Regions from separate parts of the Homo sapiens genome. Here regions 1 and 3 are each linked to region 2. A link is a loop called in an ENCODE intact Hi-C map of the cell type or tissue named here. Cell type or tissue: mammary epithelial cell. All regions are shown on one strand.

Evidence for each region. A loop is a pair of places that touch in the nucleus more often than their neighbours do. Peaks named below come from ENCODE experiments on the same cell type or tissue, not always from the same donor. Only the 100,000 strongest peaks of a DNase experiment are listed, where the experiment ranks them.
Region 1: it touches region 2 in a loop (30-fold over the local background); 17 of 110 quality-filtered maps call a loop at or near these places.
Region 3: it touches region 2 in a loop (8-fold over the local background); 2 of 110 quality-filtered maps call a loop at or near these places.

What each region holds. Positions count from the first base shown.
Region 1 is chr1:203,774,379-203,778,378 of GRCh38, reverse strand. It overlaps LAX1 (lymphocyte transmembrane adaptor 1), which reads right to left. Exons shown (of 5, transcript NM_017773.4): 5 at 2,007-4,000. The coding sequence ends at 3,698. Among named protein-coding and RNA genes, the nearest start is that of LAX1, 11 kb to the right of the region's middle. In mammary epithelial cell, a CTCF peak has its summit at 1,540; no DNase peak of the experiment used is centred here.
Region 2 is chr1:203,502,666-203,506,665 of GRCh38, reverse strand. OPTC (opticin) reads right to left here. Exons shown (of 8, transcript NM_014359.4): 6 at 3,657-3,752; 7 at 2,921-3,116. The coding sequence ends at 2,946. LOC105371688 (a long non-coding RNA gene) reads left to right here. Exons shown (of 5, transcript XR_007066807.1): 4 at 1-1,924; 5 at 2,613-2,994. Among named protein-coding and RNA genes, the nearest start is that of OPTC, 11 kb to the right of the region's middle. RefSeq lists a silencer at 1,783-1,958. In mammary epithelial cell, a CTCF peak has its summit at 1,822 (motif pointing left); a DNase peak (open chromatin) is centred at 1,815.
Region 3 is chr1:203,367,409-203,371,408 of GRCh38, reverse strand. No RefSeq gene overlaps it. Among named protein-coding and RNA genes, the nearest start is that of FMOD, 18 kb to the right of the region's middle. In mammary epithelial cell, a CTCF peak has its summit at 2,098; a DNase peak (open chromatin) is centred at 2,128.

The DNA.
Region 1 (4,000 bases), 270 kb before region 2:
AGCCCACAGGAAACCCAGAATTGACGATAAAGCCTGTCATAGTAAGGGGGTGCTGAAGGAGAACAGATGCCAGAGGGACAGCAAGACCTCATCTTCCATTCACCATTAGAGGGTGGGTGCTTCTAGAGGGAAGGAGGGAACTTAGCAAACCTCTGTATTTTGTACTAAACAGTATCCTGAATGAAGACACAATCAATATAATGTAGGTTTGGGTAATTAATTCATTTTATTTAACTAATTAAGGAATCAAAATGGGTTAGTTATCTTTGTTTGTTTGAGGCAGAGTCTTGCTATCACCCAGGCTGGAATGCAGAGGCAAGAATATGGCTCACTGCAGCCTCAACCTCTTGGGCTCAAGTGATCCTCCCACCTCAGCCTCCCGAGTAGCTGGAACTACAGGCAGGCACCACCATGTCTAGCTAATTTTTGTATTTTTTGTAGAGATGGGTTTTACCATGTTGCCCAGGCTGGTCTTGAACCCCTGGGCTGAAGTCATCTGCCTGCCGTGGCCTCCCACAGAGCTGGGATTATAGGCGTGAGCCACTGTACCTGGCCTTGGTTATCTTTATATCTACTTTTTCATCCTATCCTAATCTTGAAAAAATTTCCTCATATTTAGCATCATCGAGTGTATGAGATAAGACAATTAGTCAACATTTCCTGGCAACTAATGTGAGAAAACAAAACCATAAATGGAAAGAAAAAAATTAACATTCAATAAAAAATTTTTCATTGATTCATTTGCAAAAATTTCTTAAAACAAGAAATAAACAGAAAAGTTACGTATCTAAATATGAGACAATCTACAGTGCATTAATCATTCTTGATTTGGGAGAGTATGTAAGTGTGACTGGCTGATTGAGGTATCCAGCTTGTTGGTGTGTAAACAAGCAAGAGCTGCCTTAAGGCCCAGTGTGGTGGCTCACGCCTGTAATTCCAGCACTTTGGGAGGCCACAGCAGGTGGATCACCTGAGGTCAGAAGTTCGAGACCAGCCTAACCAACATGGTGAAACCCCATCTCTACTAAAAATACAAAATTACCATGGTAGCAGGCGCCTGTAATCTCAGCTACTTGGGAGGCGAAGGCAGGAGAATTGCTTGAACTTGGGAGGTGGAGGTTGCAGTGAGCCAAGATCATGCCATTGCACTCCAGCCTGGGTGACAAGACCAAAGCTCCATCTCAAAAAATAAAAAAGAGCTGGCTTAGTTTATTCCAGGACCTGCCCCCAACTGATACGTTGTCCCTCCCACCCTTACTGGGTGACAGATGTCTTCATAACTTCTAATTTAGATCTCATAACTTTTCATCCCCTCTTAGTTATGAGAATTCTGTCATGCCAATGTTTAAGATTTTGTTCAGTCCATTTAAGCTTCATTCTCACATATGATACAAACTTCTCCTTACTTGACTATGGGATTGTCCTTTCGATGCGCTTGCTGCTGCCCTGGCTAACCCTGCATGGTCATCAGTACCAGACTGTCATGGTTCCCTCTGTGTGGCATGAATTTAAATGCTGGCCACTTGGTGGAGTGATGGTCTGTTTTCACTCACGACACTTCTGACACCAGATGTGTGGATTTTCTCCCCCCAACAGCTGACCAATTTTCCAGCTTTCTGGACACCAGTTGGGTGCCCTGCAATTCAATTCTTACACTAACCTGTCTCTCCTTATCTACAATAGATTGACTTATTTAACCCAAATATACATATAAAGTCGTTTTAGAATTGCTAAGCCATGCCTCTGTGAGATACAAATTTACCAACCAGAGTGCAGTTTTTGTATACAGTTCTTTGTGTCCTTATCTACAGTTATAAGTCAAAACATTGTTTTCCAACTTTGTCAGTTCTTTTTTCCCCATCCCTTTCAGTGAGTTGATATCATACATTTATAATACAATTAGATTCATTTGCCACAATTTGCATACCATCCTGGGTTCCCTTGACAGTCTGTTCATTTTTAAAAAATTTGCATACAATAAAAGCCCCTTTGTCTAGTGTACAGTTTTTTTTTTTTTTTTTTTTTTTTGAGACAGAGTCTTTCTCTGTTGCCCAGGCTGGAATGCAGTCCGCCTTCCTGGTTCAAGTGATTCTCCTGCCTCAGCCTCCTAGTAGCTGGGACTACAGGCGCACACCACCATGCCAAGCTAATTTTTGTAGTTTTACAAATATGAGAGACAGGGTTTACAAATTACAAATTAGAGACAGGTTTACAAATGTTAGAGACAGTAGAGACAGGGTTTCACCATGTTGTCCAGGACAGTCTTGATCTCCTGACCTTGTGTTCCCCTGCCTCGGCCCCGCAAAGTGCTGGGATTACGGGTGTGAGCCACCGCGCCTGGCCATGTGTATAGTTCTTGTGTTTGCAAATGGATATTGTCATGTATCCACCACACAGTACCATACAGAACAGCTCCATCAGCCTATTCCCTTTGCAGCCCCTTTGTAGCAAACTTCCCTCCTTTTCTCAAACCTGACAACAACTGATCTGTTCTTCATCCCTATAGTTTTGCCTTTTCCAGAATGTCATATAAATAGAATCGCCCAACATGTAGACTTTTAGGCCTAGCTTCTTTCACTTAGCAAAATGGATTTAAGATATGTCTATATTATTGTGTGAACCAAGAGTTCATTTTTTACTGTTGAGTATGGATAAACTCAAGGAATGGATATCAACAGCTTATCCAATCACCTGTTGAAGGATATCTGGGTTATTTCTAGTTTTTGGTAATTATGAATGAAGCTGCTATAAACAGTCATGTGCGAGTTTTTGTGTGAACATAAGTTTTCAGTTCACTTGCGTCAATTTCTAGTAGTGAAATGGCTGGGCCATATGATAAGTTATGCTTATAAGAAACTGCTGAAAAGTTTTTCAAAGCTGCCCTGACGCTTTGCAATCCCATCAGCCACCAGTGAGAGTTCCTGTTCTTCTTCATCCTTACCTACATTTGGTTGCCCACACTTCTTTTTTGTTTGTTTTTTTTTTTGAGAGGGAGTCTCGCTCTGTCACCAGGCTGGAGTACAGTGGCACAATCTCGGCTTGCTGCAACCTCCACCTCCCGGGTTCAAGCGATTCTCCTGCTTCAGCCTCCTGAGTAGCTGGGATTACAGGGGCACACCACCACGCCTGGCTAATTTTTGTATTTTTAGTAAAGATGGGTCATGTTGGCCAGGCTGGTCTAGAACTCCTGGCACCAAGTGATCTGCCCTCCTCGGCCTACCAAAATGCTGGGATTACAGGCATGAGCCACTGCACCTGGCCTGCCTACACTCTTTAAAATGGAAATTGCCCACCCCACTCCACTCCAACTTCTTCCTTCCTTTTGACCTCTGACTGGATTATACAATAATCTATACTCTTGCTTTGCAGCCTGTTGGTATTAATGAAGGTAATAATCTTAGACTACTGTGCACTACTTTCCTGCTTTCTTCACAGTTCTAGGAAGCAGTTTCAGCAAACATTCTTAGGCTGGTACAGGAGATAACCACACTCTGCTTGAGAAGAATTCCCTTCTGGAATTCCCAAACCTCTGCTTTTGTGTGGCCTCTTAGTTCACTGCTCATCTCAGCCTCTTTTTAATCTAACCAGTGAATCCACTGAAGCACTAAGGTGATCACGGGTCTGCACTAGACTCTGCAGTAGTCAATCCTATGGGATAGACTACTCAATGTGGCTTTATGGCTGGGTACCTGGGTCTTCATTCATCAGGAAGGAGCTGAGTGCCAGGCCCCTGCTCAGAGTCCCTGCCTCCTAACTTGGCAGTTAGCACATTTTCATAGTCACTGGAGTCCTCATTTGACATCTCTTCTCTATGTTTCATCTGACTGTCCTCACTCTGTGTGAATGGCTGAAAGTCTGCATAATCCCCTGAAGCAAGGAATGTCCTTTTGACACATTGGACATGGGTCCCGGGATCATCTGTCTTGTCCTCGACATGACCTATGTTTGAGGATGGCACATCTTTCTCAGCCTGCTGCTGGCTTCCACTGGGATCTGCTGC
Region 2 (4,000 bases):
AGAAAAGCTTCTATTATAGGTCTGGCAAACTCCAGGAGTCCAGGGATTGTTAGATCTCCTGTCCCACAATAGAGCAGGAGCCAGGTGACTTTCTGTATTCAGCAAAGAGTAACCGAGAGGCATGTGGGAATGATGTGGCTTCCAGTACCCAAAAGCCCCAGTTCTGGAAAACCTTTTTTTTTTTTAATTAGATTTTTGAAAAAATTGGATTCCTCGGCCAGGAGTGGTGGCTCACACCTGTAATTCCAACACTTCGGGAGGCCGAGGCGGGCAGATCACCCGAGGTCAGGAGTTCGAGACCAGCCTGACCAACATGGAGAAACCCTGTCTCTACTTAAAGTACAAAATTAGCCAGGTGTGGTGGCGCATGCCTGTAATCCCAGCTACTCAGGAGGCTGAGGCAGGAGAATTGCTTGAATCCGGGAGGCAGAGGTTGTGGTGAGCCAAGATCACGCCATTGCACTCCCCCCTGGGCAACAAGAGTGAAACTCCATCTCAAAAAAAAAAAAAAAAGAAAAAAGAAAATTGGATTCCTCAATCCAGGATCTCTTGCATTTGGAGAACTTTAGGCTTTCAGCTGTTGCATGCCTAGGCCTTGTCATAATCCAATAAAGCAGGATATGGAACGGGATATTGGATATGGAAGGGGATAGGATTGGTGGATGAAACAGAGAAAGGGAGAGAGAGACAGAAAACACACACACACACACACACTCTGAGAGAGAGAGAGACACACACAGAGAGAGAGATTCCGCTGTAACAAACTCTTGGAAGACAGAAAGAGGAGGCAAAGGAGAGGAAGGGCCAGTGACAGCTCTGCTGCTCTGAAAGTCAAGGGGCCCTTGGCTCACTGCCTTCCCCGTCCTTCCCTGGGGCCAGGTGCGCTGGAATCCTAGATTCCCTGGGAGTGAGGGTAGGTACCATGACGGCATGAAGTCACCTCCCACCACCTTCAAGACTTCCCACTGCCAGTCTGTAGCCTGTGTGTTGAGTCCTGGTCCAACCCTGAGTCACCCGTGTGAACTGGGGTCAGTGATTGGTCTCTAGTTCTCCATCTCTCCATCTGAAGAATGTGAATAATAATTTCTGACTTGGCTGTTTACAGGACCGCCGTGAGGATCCAAGTGCACAGTGAGGTGGGGGGAGGCAGATACATGGATTCCTTTCCACGTGGCCCACAAGAAACACCTGTCCCTCCAGACTCGGGGACCACCAGGGACCTTGAATAGTTGCCTTGGCAACTCATTGCCTGGCTAACTCCCACTCCTTTGGGTTTCAGCTTAAACATCAGTTGTGCAAGATCTTCTGGACCCCTAAGTTGGGTCCTCCTCTTGTAAGCATTCATAGCATTCTCTACATACCCTTTACAGCACTTTTATGAGTTGAATAGCATGGTTATTGGTGTGCTTATTTGTTTCACACCTGTCTTTTGCACTAAATTCTAAGCTCTCTGAGGAAAAGGAATATGTTTCTGTTGCGTACCATCTTATCACCACGTAGCAGTGGGTGCTCCATAAGATCCTCCTGCGTGAGTAAGTGAATTCCCTGCCTCATCCCTCTCTCATGCCTTAGCATGAGGCCTGAGGCCAAGAGCCCGTCCATCACATACCCCTTGCCCAAAGCCTCCTTATAACGGTCAGGAGAAGGGTGGCATCTCCTCCTCTCCCTTCTAACTCAAGGAACAAATCACTGGCTACATGATAGTTGCCCTTCCTCCCATCCTTCCAGCATAGTAGCCCCTGCCCAGGATCCAAAAGGCAGAAGGTGAGTAATTGCTATTTTTATTTATCTTTGCACAAGGCTGCCCTCTGGTGGTCGAACATGTAGGAGCGAATGGGAAGGATGGAAACCCCAGTAGCCAGGAACCAGCCCAGCTGGCTGAGCCAACCACGCTCAAGAGACTGGCCAGCGAGCCAGGGAGTAGGTAAGTGCTACAAGAAGCGCATCTGGGTGAAGATTCGTGTCAGTTCTCCATCCTTATGAATGGCTCCCTCCAAATCTAACAGGAGGCCCTGGCCTCAGAAGAGCAGGAAATGAAGGAATGCCCTATAGAAATCTTACCTACCTCAGCCCCAGTAGGATGGTGTGCAGGTAGGGGGAGCTGGTTTAAGTAGCTATTCTTTCTCCTCAGTGGTATGCAGGCAAACATTTTACAGTCAGCTCTCAAAAAAGGAAATCCCAATTTGTAGTGTTTACCAATTTCTGTAGTGTAAATACCCCTACCATGGCCCATTTTAAACCACCGATATGATGTCACTGAATGAGGAGCTGGAAGAGATGCCCAGTAGCACACCATTATCTAGAGTTTCCCCCATACAGACACCATGGACAGAAATAACTTCAAGGGCACGATTAATAGTGAAATATAGTAAACTAATTGAAAATGATGATTTTTGAATAATTATTACATTTGTTTTCAATATAATATATTTAATTGTGAGTTTATATAATTTAATTTTTCATAATGGCTGTGTTTAACAACTGACTTGCAAAATTCTGGAAAATTTAGTAATCGGTTCCTGCAAGTAGTAAGAGCTGGCTCCAGCACATCACTGCTCTCCTCTTCCCCACTTCTTCCTTCTCTTCCTCCTCCCCCTCTTCCTCTCCCACAGCTTTCTTGGCATTCTGTGTGGGTGCAAGAGATGGGGAATATGGAAAAGAGCTCCACTGCAGACACTGCTATTTTCTGAGCCAGGAGCCATAAGTGTCAAGGAAAGAAGATGGAGAAATGCAAATTTGGCTACTGAAAAACATTTCAGTACATGAGTGTGTGTGTGTATGCATGCGTGTGCATGTGTGTGATATTTGCAAGGGATCGAGAGGTTGATTAATGCCTGGGCTAAAGATCACCGTTTAAAGATAAGGAATTGGGCTTTATGGCTGGAGGCCCATGCCTGCATGGTCCTTGGAGGGTTCTTACCTGGGAGGAGTGGAAGGGCTCCGAGCTACGTGAAGCGGCCGATGGGGAGCCGAGGCAGGCAGAAGTAGGCGCTGGGGAAGAGGCTGAGGTTGATGGGGTTGCCATCCAGGCGGATGTCTTCCAGCTGCCTGCGGGTGTGTTTGTGCTCCTCGGGGTCACAGAAGACGTCTCTCTGCATGGTCTCTATCAGGTTATTCTGGGAAGAACACATACCAGCTGAGCCTCACCAAGAGGCTCTGCCCCTTAAGCAGCACCAAAGGCTCACATCAGCTGTCCCTACCAGCTCTGCCTGCTCTGGTGCAACTGGAGAAACTGAAGCATCTAGGGCCAAAGCCACACAACAAGGGTGAGAAGAGGAGCCCCAGGGGGGATGGATGGAGAGAGAGGGCACAGATGAAGAGGAAGAGAAGGGGAGAGAGGAAGGAGGGAAGGACTGAAGGGAAGGAAAGAGACAGAGGGTAGGAAAAAGAGAGAAGGAAAAGCAGTTGGGTGAGATAAAATAAAATGGTGGAGGGAGAGAAAGTGTTTTAAAAAGAAAAAATGGAGAAAATCAAACTGGGGTCATGGACAACTATTTAGACAAGACCTCCCAATCCTTGTCTCCAATAAACCCTCCAATCAAGGAGACCCCACAGCTGCCTAAGCCTCATGCCTCTCTCTGCCACGACCTGCTCCTGGTATCTAACTTCCATCCTCCACGCTGTTTATCACCCTTGCTCTGGGTGGTGCTCCTTACCTGCAGGTGTACAGAGCGCAGGCTCAGGGGCAAAGGCCCCGGGATAGAATCCAGCAGGTTGTCTGACAGGTAAAGGAACTGCAGCTTCTCCATTGCCTGTGGAGAAAGCAAAGAGTGTAGGAGGCTGGTGGGTCCTGTTGGACCCTGGCAGTGAGGAGGGCTATGAGACCAGAGACAGGTGGCCCCATTTGTTCACTCAGGGCTCACTTAGCCTCAGCCATGCGCCAAGCTCTGTGCTGGGTGCCACAGGGGTTGCCCAGGTCTTTAAGGATCTTACAGACACTAACTCCAACTGGATGCAGGAGGAAAGCTGCTACCATTGAGGTGCCAGCCACTGAAGTAGG
Region 3 (4,000 bases), 140 kb after region 2:
TCCCTCAGTTCCACTGTAGCTAGAGCGCTGGAAGCTGAGTTGCGGTGTCAAGCACATGTGGGCATTTGTGCCTGCCCACCTACTCACACCCCTATGGGGATCTTCATCATTGGCACTGACCCCTTCTCCATTATACCAGATTGTCCACGTCCCTTCCTGATGGCTAACAAGATGCAAATACATTCACATCCCTCTCCCAGGTGTGCTTCTCTAAGGTAACAAAGTCCTTCAGTTAATCCAGCCCTGAGGGACAGGAGAGATAGGGCAAGATCTTCAAGTCCCTAAATCTGAAAGGGAAACAAATGGCCCAACACTGCAGTCCTTGGTGTTAATGAGAAAGACCTGGAGAGACCGTTAAAATTACAGACTCCTGGGCCCCTATGCAGAACCACTGAATGCGAATCTCCAGAGGCAGAGTCTCCTTGGCTGCCTCAGTGGCACCACAGGGAATCCAGATGCACACCAAAGTTTGAGAACTACTGGCTTCAGGAGCCAGTTCTACAGAGTCTGAAATAAGAGATGCTCCGGAGAGAACCCAAGGTATCGTAATTCTGTAACATTAGCAATTGAAATGGGATTAGTAAAGATTGCTAGCACTTACTAACCATTTCTGATGTGCAGGTGCTATTCCTGTGTGCTGTACACGGCTTATTTCCTTCTCACGGTAACCTTACGAAGTAGGTTCTGCTGCTGTCTTCATTATATAGAATAGGAAACAGAGGCACAGAGAGGGTGTTCTAAGATCACATAGCTAGTAAGTAGCAAAGCCTAATTTGATCTCAGAAAGTCTTACTCCAAAGTCTCTGCTCTTAACCATTATGCCATGCTGTCACCCTTTCGCCTCTCTTATTAGGTGTGAGAGTTGAAAGGGGAGAGGTGGTCTAAAGAAGAACTGAGAGGAGGATAAGATAGCTGAGCTCCTTCTTTCCCACCTACCACCAATCCCCTCCACACTAAGAGGAGGATAATGAAGGGTTTCAGAGAAGAGATTATGAGAAAGAAAGGCCTCTATCATTTGCATTTCAGTCTGGTCACTTAAGTAATAACATCCCGCGGGTGCCTCCATGCTTCCCAGGAATGGCAAAGTCTGTTCCCTTTGTCTGCCATAATTATTTCTCTTCATTAACACCTGACAAGGTCCTACTGACCCTTCAAGTCTCCCTGGGAAGCCTTAGATAACTCTCCACCCTAACAGAGTCTATCATGACTTTTTATCTTCTTTTGCAATTATAGGTGTTCACATCTTCCTCTAGTCATTGTTCCTTGAAATCAGGGCTCCACAGCCCTGTTTATCATTGTAGTCCCCATGCTTGGCACATAAGAGGCACTCAATAAATCTTGTGGGAAAAAATGAATGAGGGAACGAAACATTTATTGAGCACATACTATGTGCCAGACGCTGCAAGACCTTATGGATCTTTGAAGATGTGTGGACATAGTTCCTGCTCACAAAGAATGTACAATCTTGTTAGGAGGAACAGATGTACCCCCAAGAAGAGTGAGACCTGGAGGCATCACTGGCCTCCCATGTCACTGTAGGTCAGTCACTGCCCTGCTTCCTCTTTTCCTCCTGGTACAAAGGGTTTATAAGTTCTCTGAGGACACTCCCTATTCTCTTGTCTATTTCTACATAGAGACATCATTAAATGGACCCTGTGTACTCGTGGTTTGGAAGGTGGAGGAGCCAGGGAGAAGGACCTGGAAAGAACACTTCTCGCTGGTACTGGGATAGAATGGTGGTTGCACAGTGAGCAGGAGAGGAAAAATGACAAAGGCCCTGGGACCCTGGGGAAGAAATAAGAGGCTTCTCTGACAGCCAACCTGGGAAGATGAAATGCTGCTAGGGGGTTGATTTGTATGTCTTGGGCACCAGTCAAAGGCTGCTTTCCGTAGTCCTGTTATTTGAGGGGAGTGGGAGGGTGGAAGGAGCTGCCTCCTTATCGCTTCCTCTCCTTAGCCAGTTCTGCTGAGAGCCCAAAAACCCTAAGACCAGATCGTCAACCCCAGCCTGCTGCACAAGATTTGTTTAGGCCTTGCGTACTAATTGGCTCCACTCTGGTGCTCCAGAAACTTAATTGTGAGCCCATCACGACCTCTTCTGTCCTCAGATAGGAATGTGCACAGGCTTGTAGCAGAAACTGGGATTGCACAAGGGACAGGATGTTGGAGGGTGGGGTGGGAAATCCTGGGTGTTAAGCTTTGCCTGAGTTGATGCAAGGTCATCTTCTGAAGGATGAGATGAAGCAACAAAGTCAGGAGGCCCAGCCAGGGCCACAGAGGTCAAGGAGGCAGAGGCATCCTATGAATTTCCCTAGTGGAAAATCAGGTGTCAGGACACAGGGTGGAAAAGTTAATGGATCTCCCAGGTCCTTGCTATTTTCTTTTTCTTCTGATTGCAGACACTTCCCAAATGACTTGTCCAGGCCTGGCCAGTCCCTCAGCAGAGGCTGGATAGAAGAGGTTAGGGTGGAGAGGTCAGCATTGCCAACAGGACTCTGGAGCCCCAAGGAACCCAATCTGTGTTCTTTCCAGAATGAGTCAGAATAGGCTGCCACAGCAGGCAGCCTTGCCGGGTCACCATTCCAGGTGACCGGGGCCACAGCACAGTCCATGCATCCCCATCCTGGTCCTGTGCAGGTGGGATTGAAGGTGCTCAAGCCCAGTGCTCTGGGACTGTGCGTCACATCCCCTAGCTGTTCATGCCCCTCTGACTTCAAGCCCCAGGCCTGATAACTGGCTTTTTTCTGTTTTGCTCTTGAGCCCCAGTTCCTTATCCCATGAGGACCTAGACTTCTCCACCAGCCTTATAGTGAAGGCTCCATCCATTGAACCCGTTTCTGGAAGCTGTTTCTTCTCCTGGCCCTCCTGCTCTTGCCCAGGGACAGAAGATCCCAATTAGATATCCATGGTAGCCATTCTTAATCGATCACATCACTCTTTCCTGTTTTTTTTCCGCTAAAGCAAGACTTAAAATCCCCCTTGACACAGAGCTCCAGACAGCCACTACCAAACCATTACACCCAGCATGGGAACTGAATCCTATTTGCCATCTCTGCTTTTTCCATTTGGACCCCTCCCAGGCCCTGCAGCTGGGACCTCTAGCAAGGACTGCCCTCATTTTCCCCGCCCCCACCCCCGCGCCTTGCCCCATTTCACCAGGCTATGCCCCAAATATGGCAAGAAGCTCAAAGATGCTAATTATGACTTAAATTCATTTTTCCTTCTAATCTCAAAGACTTGCATTACTCTATCCATTTTAGGAAGAGGGAAATTTTGAGGAGCGAAGAATGTACAGGACTCTTATTTGACTTATGGTCCAAAGTTGGGGAAATAATCCCCTGATAGGCTGAGCAAAGTCCCAGAGTGTAACCAGAACCCCCAGCTACATCTGATTTCTCACCTACTAAAAAAGCAAAGCACATAAGCTCCATCTACCTTAGGGGCAATCCCAGTTTTCACTCAGCAATAAACTCTCATTTCACACTTCTTTCCTGCTGCTTGCTGCTAAGTACAGAGATGTCTATATATACATAACTACCCTTGCCCTAAATGGGCCCAAAGCCCACCCCCTGAATGTATGTTTGGGACACACTGACTTAATGCAGATCAAAGGCACTGGTTTCTTAAACCTTGTGTTTCAGAATCACCTGCAAGCTTGGTAACATATAGATTCCTAGGCTCCATCCAGTTCAAACCAAGAATCTCCTGGATAAGGGCCTGAGACTCTGTGTTTATAACTCCCTGGATCAGTAGTCCTTAAAGTGTGAACCCCAGCAGCAGCCACACCTGAGAACTTATTAGAAATGCACTAACAACTCCTCAGGTGATTCTGATGCAATTCCAGTCTGAGAACCTGTTGCCCTGGGTGGTCCTGGGTAGATTCAAGTTTGGGAGCCATTGATCCAAGGGACCCTGTAGAAGTCTGACTCCAGCTGTGGTCCCTTGACCCTATCCAGTGCAGCCCAAATGGTAGGGAGCAAACCCTGGGGCATCTTTAGTC